2 separate regions of the Homo sapiens genome follow, and region 1 is linked to region 2. The links are chromatin contacts, found by Hi-C or POLR2A ChIA-PET in ENCODE. All regions are on one chromosome and are shown on one strand. The core of a region is the stretch at or near the end of the contact, and the rest is flanking DNA. Distances in the headings are between cores, read along the strand shown.

Region 1 (3,020 bases), core at 399-2,898, 180 kb before region 2:
TTAGTAGAGACGGGGTTTCACCATGTTGGCCAGGCTGGTCTCGAACTCCTGACCTCAAGTGATCTGCCTACCGCCCACCTCAGCCTCCCAAAGTGCTGGGATTACAGGCATGCGACTGCGCCTGGCTGAGTAAGGTGTTTTAAATAAAAAAACCATATAATTAAGAGCATGTAAGTGACAGTGAATGTAGCACTGTATTCAAACAAGTGACAACTTTTAAAAACTGGAATATATTGTTATAAACTAACCCTTGACGCTAAAAATAGGCCACGGGCTGGATCACAAATGAAGAAATACTTTGACATAAAACTTATTTTACACAATAGCCCCAACATCTCCTTTCCGATCTCCCCAATCACCCTAACACCACCAAAATAATATGTTACAACACACTTTACTAAATTGTCCCTCCCTAAAGAGCTTCATTTTTATGTACTAAGATAGTGCTGGGAAAAATCACTCTAGCACACTTTCATGAATAAGGATAAGAAGAATATAATATACAAATTATAATGTTCTTTTATCATATCAGCATTGAAAGAAGTTCCAACAGCAATATGAACACTTGAACAGAATAATCTGGTAGCTGCAAACTCCACTTCATCTCTTGCTTTCCTTTTCTTAAAAAGCTAACAAAAAACACATTGGGGATTGAGGGGTGCAGTGTCATAAAACTACAAATCACTGAATACTAGAAAGAATGATGAAAGTCAGTGCTAAAATCATCTCAAATTTTAAAAAGACTAGAATTCACAAAAAATTATTTAAAACATTCAAAAAAAGAAATACGTTTTTCACTCTATTTCATGTTGACCTGGGTAATCTAACAATTGTTTAGCTGTCAAATTTCACTGCAAGATAAAGTTTGATAGTTATGAAATGGTGTTCTTTAATATGTTTCATTTTAAGAAAAAAAAAAACTTCAAAAGAAAAATAGAATTTCCATTATGACCTTCATACTTTATTACTAGTTCTTCTCACACCAAATGAATTAATATATAACTTACAGACCCAAAGCAGTATAACAATTTTCCAATTACCAGGAAGTGTTTGGCTTTTTTGCAGATGCAGTGGCTAAATTACACTGTCTAACCTGTGACAATGACAAAATATTTCCATGTATGTCAGCTGTTGGCCAGACTATGCTTTTTTAAATGTTCTAGGATGATATATTTGTAAATTCAGTAGATCCATCTTTCTATCATTTATCCAAGACTGATGAAGCTTTTTGTTTTTGCACAGGTCTCTGTGTATCAAATAATGTCTTTAAAACAATTCTCACATTAATCCCACCCCCAAAAAAGCAATTTATTTTCAATGTACACATCACTCATACACACATACACACACACCTGTTGCCATGTGGTTTTTTGCAAAACCCACACTGCTTGCTGGGAGTCCACATATATTTGCTTTCAAATGAGGAGCTATGATCAGAGCCTTCTCTTCTTATGGTAGCTATGTTATCTGGAATGAACAATGGTGGCTCATCTAAAGAAAAACTTTTGCTGCTTCTTCTTTGGCGGGGTTGTAGGTTCTTCTCAGGTTTTTTCAGTTTCAGTTTATCCTCTTCCTTAAAATGCTCAACGCCTGGGTGTTCAAGCTCTTCCTTCACGTGACTATTGGTTTTCATTGCTGGGGCCTGTTGCTGAGGCTTATGACACTGTTTCTGGCTAGAATGTGATACATGTCCAGTTTGTGCAGGATGATGAGGTTCTTTCAAGCAACCAGGATGAGCGTGTGACTTATCACTCAAAGAATGAGTTAAGGGCTTGAAAATTTGTACTAAAGTTTGATCCTGTAATGTTTTTTTCAGTACAGAATGAGCTTGGTTTTTCACAGATTTAACCCCAGAATTGCAACTCTGAATCTTTGGCTCCTTATCAATTTGTTTTTTTCTGACTTTGACTGGCCTATGAAAATTTTGCTGAGATTCTGGTACATCAGTATTTCGTTTCACACTTTTGACATTAACTTTAGTTTTGCTATGTATTACTTCATACTTTGCTGCAACAATTTTCTTCGGAGCATCTGTGGTCATGTTTTGCTTAGAATGAATTACAGGTTTTGTATGTTTGGATTTTACACTTTTTGACTCTAAGTAAGAAACGCTACTTGACTGGCTGTTTCTGTCATCCTGAAGGTTTGCTGTTTCATGGGACTCTATTTTAGTACTTTCTATAGCATTCAACTGTTTTGAATTTTGGTCAGGCACATCACAAATAGCATTTTCCAAGATATTACTTTCCGGTCCAAAAGTACTAGTATCAACCACCTCTAAGTTTGATTTATTAAACTCAGTGCTCTCCAACTGCCTATTAGACTCCGCATCTTCACAATAACCCAACGGTTCAATTTTATTTCTTTCAAGGGTGTTCTCAGTTTTATCAGCAATACCCATGGTATCCTTCAATTCCAAATTACATTCAGTCACTTCATCTACACAACTAGGCAAACCTACAAGGCTGTTTTCTGTCTTATTTGGATTTGTACAAGCAGCATCACTAGAAATATCAGAAGATCCAGCGTCCTCAAGAATATGGTCATCTTCATGGGATAATTTTACTGTCTCCTTTGAATCTTGTTCAACTTTTCTTGTTGCTATCATTTCTTCAACAACAGTCTCACCCGTTTTACCTGAAATGGAATCATTTTGTTCATGTTCTTCTTTATCTGAAAACTTAAACAATGGACTACCAACAGGCTTGGCTTTACATTCCATCAAAGCTTCATTTTTCTTTTCTCCAATAGTAACACAAGTCTCTGAAAGAAGTGAACAATTTAATTCATGAGATGGCACATCTATTTCTCCCGGATTATTACACTTATGCTTAGAATCTAATCCATCTTCATCCTTCATTTCAAGACAAGATGACACTGAAGAATGACTTGAAGACACTGATACTTCAGGTACCACTTCAATTTGTCCGCTATTTCGGCTGCACCTTCTATTCTCCTTATGGTACTCAGGTTTCAGTGACATACATACTTCTTCTTTAACCTGACTCCTTTCTGGTTGT
Region 2 (2,953 bases), core at 432-2,931:
GTTAGCAATCAGAGATAGAAACCTGTTTGTGAACAGAATGAATAAGGAAATTGTGTCATCAACAAAACAAGAAGAGCTGGGCACAGTGGCTCATGCCTGTAATCCCAGCACTTTGGGAGGCCAAGGAGGGTGGATCACGAGGTCAGGAGTTCGAGACCAGCCTGGCCAACACAGTGAAACCTCGTCTCTGCTAAAAACACAAAAAATTAGCCGGGCGTGGTGGTGGGCACCTGTAATCCCAGCTACTTGGGAGGCTGAGGCAGGAGAATCACTTGAACCTGGGAGGTGGAGGTTGCAGAGATCCGAGATCCCACCATTGCACTCCAGCCTGGGTGACAGTGCGAGACTTGTCTCAAACAACAACAACAACAACAACAACAACACCACCACCACCAACAACAACAAGAAGAACTTATCTCCTTTCCATGAGAAAAATCAATATGTAATCAAAATTTTTATTTTATTTAAAACTACCCAAAAGATTGAATTTGACTTTTTCTAGATACCATTCACTATGTCAAAAACCTAAGCAAAGAATGTAAATAACTTTCAAAGTATTTCTTCCACTCTACTCCTGATGAGTCTAAAGTTAAACAACTGAAAACTGCCTCCCTCAGTTTAACATTTGGCACATCTCTTTTTAAGGACTTCGAAGATACCCTGTGTCCCATTACAAATAAAATATGACGGCTGGGCGCAGTGGCTCATGCCTGTAATCCCAGCACTTTGGGAGGATGAGGTGGACGGTCAGGAGTTTGAGACCAGACTGGCCACTATGGTGAAACCCTGTCTTGACTAAAAATACAAAAATTAGCCGGGCGTGGTGGTGCACACCTATAGTCCCAGCTACTTGGGAGGTTGAGGCAGAAGAATTGCTTGAACTCGGAAGGAAGAGGTTGCAGTGAGCCGAGACTGTGCCATTGCACTTTGGCCTGGGCGACAGAGCGAAACAAAAAACAAAACAAAACAAAACAAAACAAAACAAAAAAGAATGCCAGAATTTCTTTCTTTCTTTCTTTCTTTCTTTCTTTCTTTCTTTCTTTCTTTCTTTCTTTCTTTCTTTCTTTCTTTTTTTTTTTTTTTGACAGATTCTTGCTCTGTCCTGCTCTTGGCTCACTGCAACCTCCACCTCCTGGGTTCAAGAAATTTTCCTGCCTCATCCTCCCGAGTAGCTGGGACTACAGGTATGTGCCGCCACACCTGGCTAATTTTTGTATTTTTAGTAGAGACGGGGTTTCACTATGTTGACCAGGCTGGCCTTGAACTCCTGACCTCAAGGTGATCCACCCACCTCAGCCTCCCAAAGTGCTGGGATTACAGATGTGAGACACTACGCCCGGCTTTACTTTAGAATTTCTTAACTAAAGAGATGAGGAAAAGCATATAATTCCTTGGCTTCACTTTATAATGCTTGATAGAAAATGGGGGTGGATGAGGAGATATCAATAACGTTAAAAAAAAAAAAAGCAAGTTACTAACAGGAATGAGGAAGCAGAGGGAAGGTCAAAATGTAGGATGAGGTGGGCTTTCTAGCCAATATAGGACAATAAAGAAGAAAAGGAATGCCATGGTCATGGTGATAACCTTACCAGTTCCTGGTGTAGATGAGAAATGAAGCATAGCTAATCTACTAATTTTAGGTGACACCATCATGCCTTTCACTATGACTCAAAAGAATGTGTGACAAACCACTTTCTCATCAGGCCAGCTGATGGTATTGCCACTCAGAAATGGGGAGAAAATTCTTAAAGAACCACTAAGAGCTTTTCACTACTCTGAACTCTCAGCTTGAATAAAATCCACTTAGTCCTTTCTGTATTTCAGTGACTGCAATTATCAAGCATTGATAAGGAGCTTCTTGGGTTTTCAGAATGGTCATAAAAAATGATTTTCAGCTGAGTGTGGTGGCTCACACCTGTAATCCCAGCACTTTGGGACACCGAGGTGGGTGGATCACATGAGGACAGGAATTTGAGATCAGCCTCAGCAACGTGGCAAAACCCTGTCTCTATTAAAAATTCAAAAAATTAGACGGGCATGGTGGTGCACGCCTGTAATCCCAGCTACTCGGGAGGCTGAGGCACAAGAATCACTTGAGGCTGGGTGCAGTGGCTCACGCCTGTAATCCCAGCACTTTGGGAGGCCAAGGCTGGTGGATCACTAGGTCAGGAGTTCGAGACCAGCCTGGCTAACACTGTGAAATCCTGTCTCTACTAAAATACAAAAAATTAGCTGGGCGTGGTGGTGGGCACCTGTAGTCTCAGTTACTCGGGAGGCTGAGGCAGGAGAATGGTGTGAACGTGGGAGGCGGAGCTTGCAGTGAGCCGAGATTGCACCACTGCACTCCAGCCTGGGCAACAGAGCGAGACTCTGTCTCAAAAAAAAAAAAAAAGAATCGCTTGAACCAGGGAGGAAGAGGCTTCAGTGAGCCGAGATCGCCACTGCACTCCAGCCTGAGTGACAAGAACAAAACTCTGTTTCAAAAAAAAAGATTTTTATTTTATTAAATATGGGTTGAAAATAGGTGAGGTATTTATAAAAAAAATGGTTAAGGATGGTGTATTGAGCATCTTTAATGTGTGACTGTTCAGCATTCATTTCTCTTTCCTAATAACATCACATTTCTTTTAGAGGGAATTATAATTTTATTATTATTGTTGTTACTATTTGCATATAAATTTTTATATATTTGTCATTGTTGTTGTTGTTTTGGTTTTTTTGAGACAGGGTCTCACTCTGGTTGTCCAGGCTGGAGTGCAGTGGGGTGATCTTGGCTCACTGCAGCCTTGACCCCTCAGGCTCTGGTGATTCTCCCACCTCAGCCTCCTGAGTAGCTGAGACTAGAGGCAGGTGCCACTGTCCCCGGCTAATTTTTTGTATTTTTAGTAGAGGCGGGGTTTCACCATGTTGCCCAGGCTGGTCTCAAACTCCTGGGCTCAAGCAATCCACCAGC

Evidence for each region. A loop is a pair of places that touch in the nucleus more often than their neighbours do. ChIA-PET counts read pairs that join two places held with the same protein, here RNA polymerase II (POLR2A). Pooled maps may share reads with other maps.
Region 1: a pooled map shows a loop between it and region 2 (5-fold over the local background). The contact joins two enhancer-like sites. A Hi-C loop is called at or near these places in 8 of 37 single-sample maps with no recorded cell type and 5 of 50 pooled maps. POLR2A ChIA-PET finds 5 or more read pairs at or near these places in 1 of 52 experiments (PC-9).

The regions. Positions count from the first base shown.
Region 1 is chr6:63,684,244-63,687,263 of GRCh38, reverse strand. PHF3 (PHD finger protein 3) reads right to left here. Exons shown (of 16, transcript NM_001370348.2): 4 at 1,353-3,020. Among named protein-coding and RNA genes, the nearest start is that of PHF3, 50 kb to the right of the region's middle. RefSeq lists an enhancer at 1,287-1,656. Within about 2 kb of position 1,648, at least 4 of the 41 ENCODE cell types and tissues checked have a DNase peak (open chromatin) inside an H3K27ac peak, as active enhancers do.
Region 2 is chr6:63,503,684-63,506,636 of GRCh38, reverse strand. It overlaps a transcript of LGSN not described here. Among named protein-coding and RNA genes, the nearest start is that of PTP4A1, 67 kb to the left of the region's middle. RefSeq lists an enhancer at 1,820-1,959. Within about 2 kb of position 1,681, at least 2 of the 41 ENCODE cell types and tissues checked have a DNase peak (open chromatin) inside an H3K27ac peak, as active enhancers do.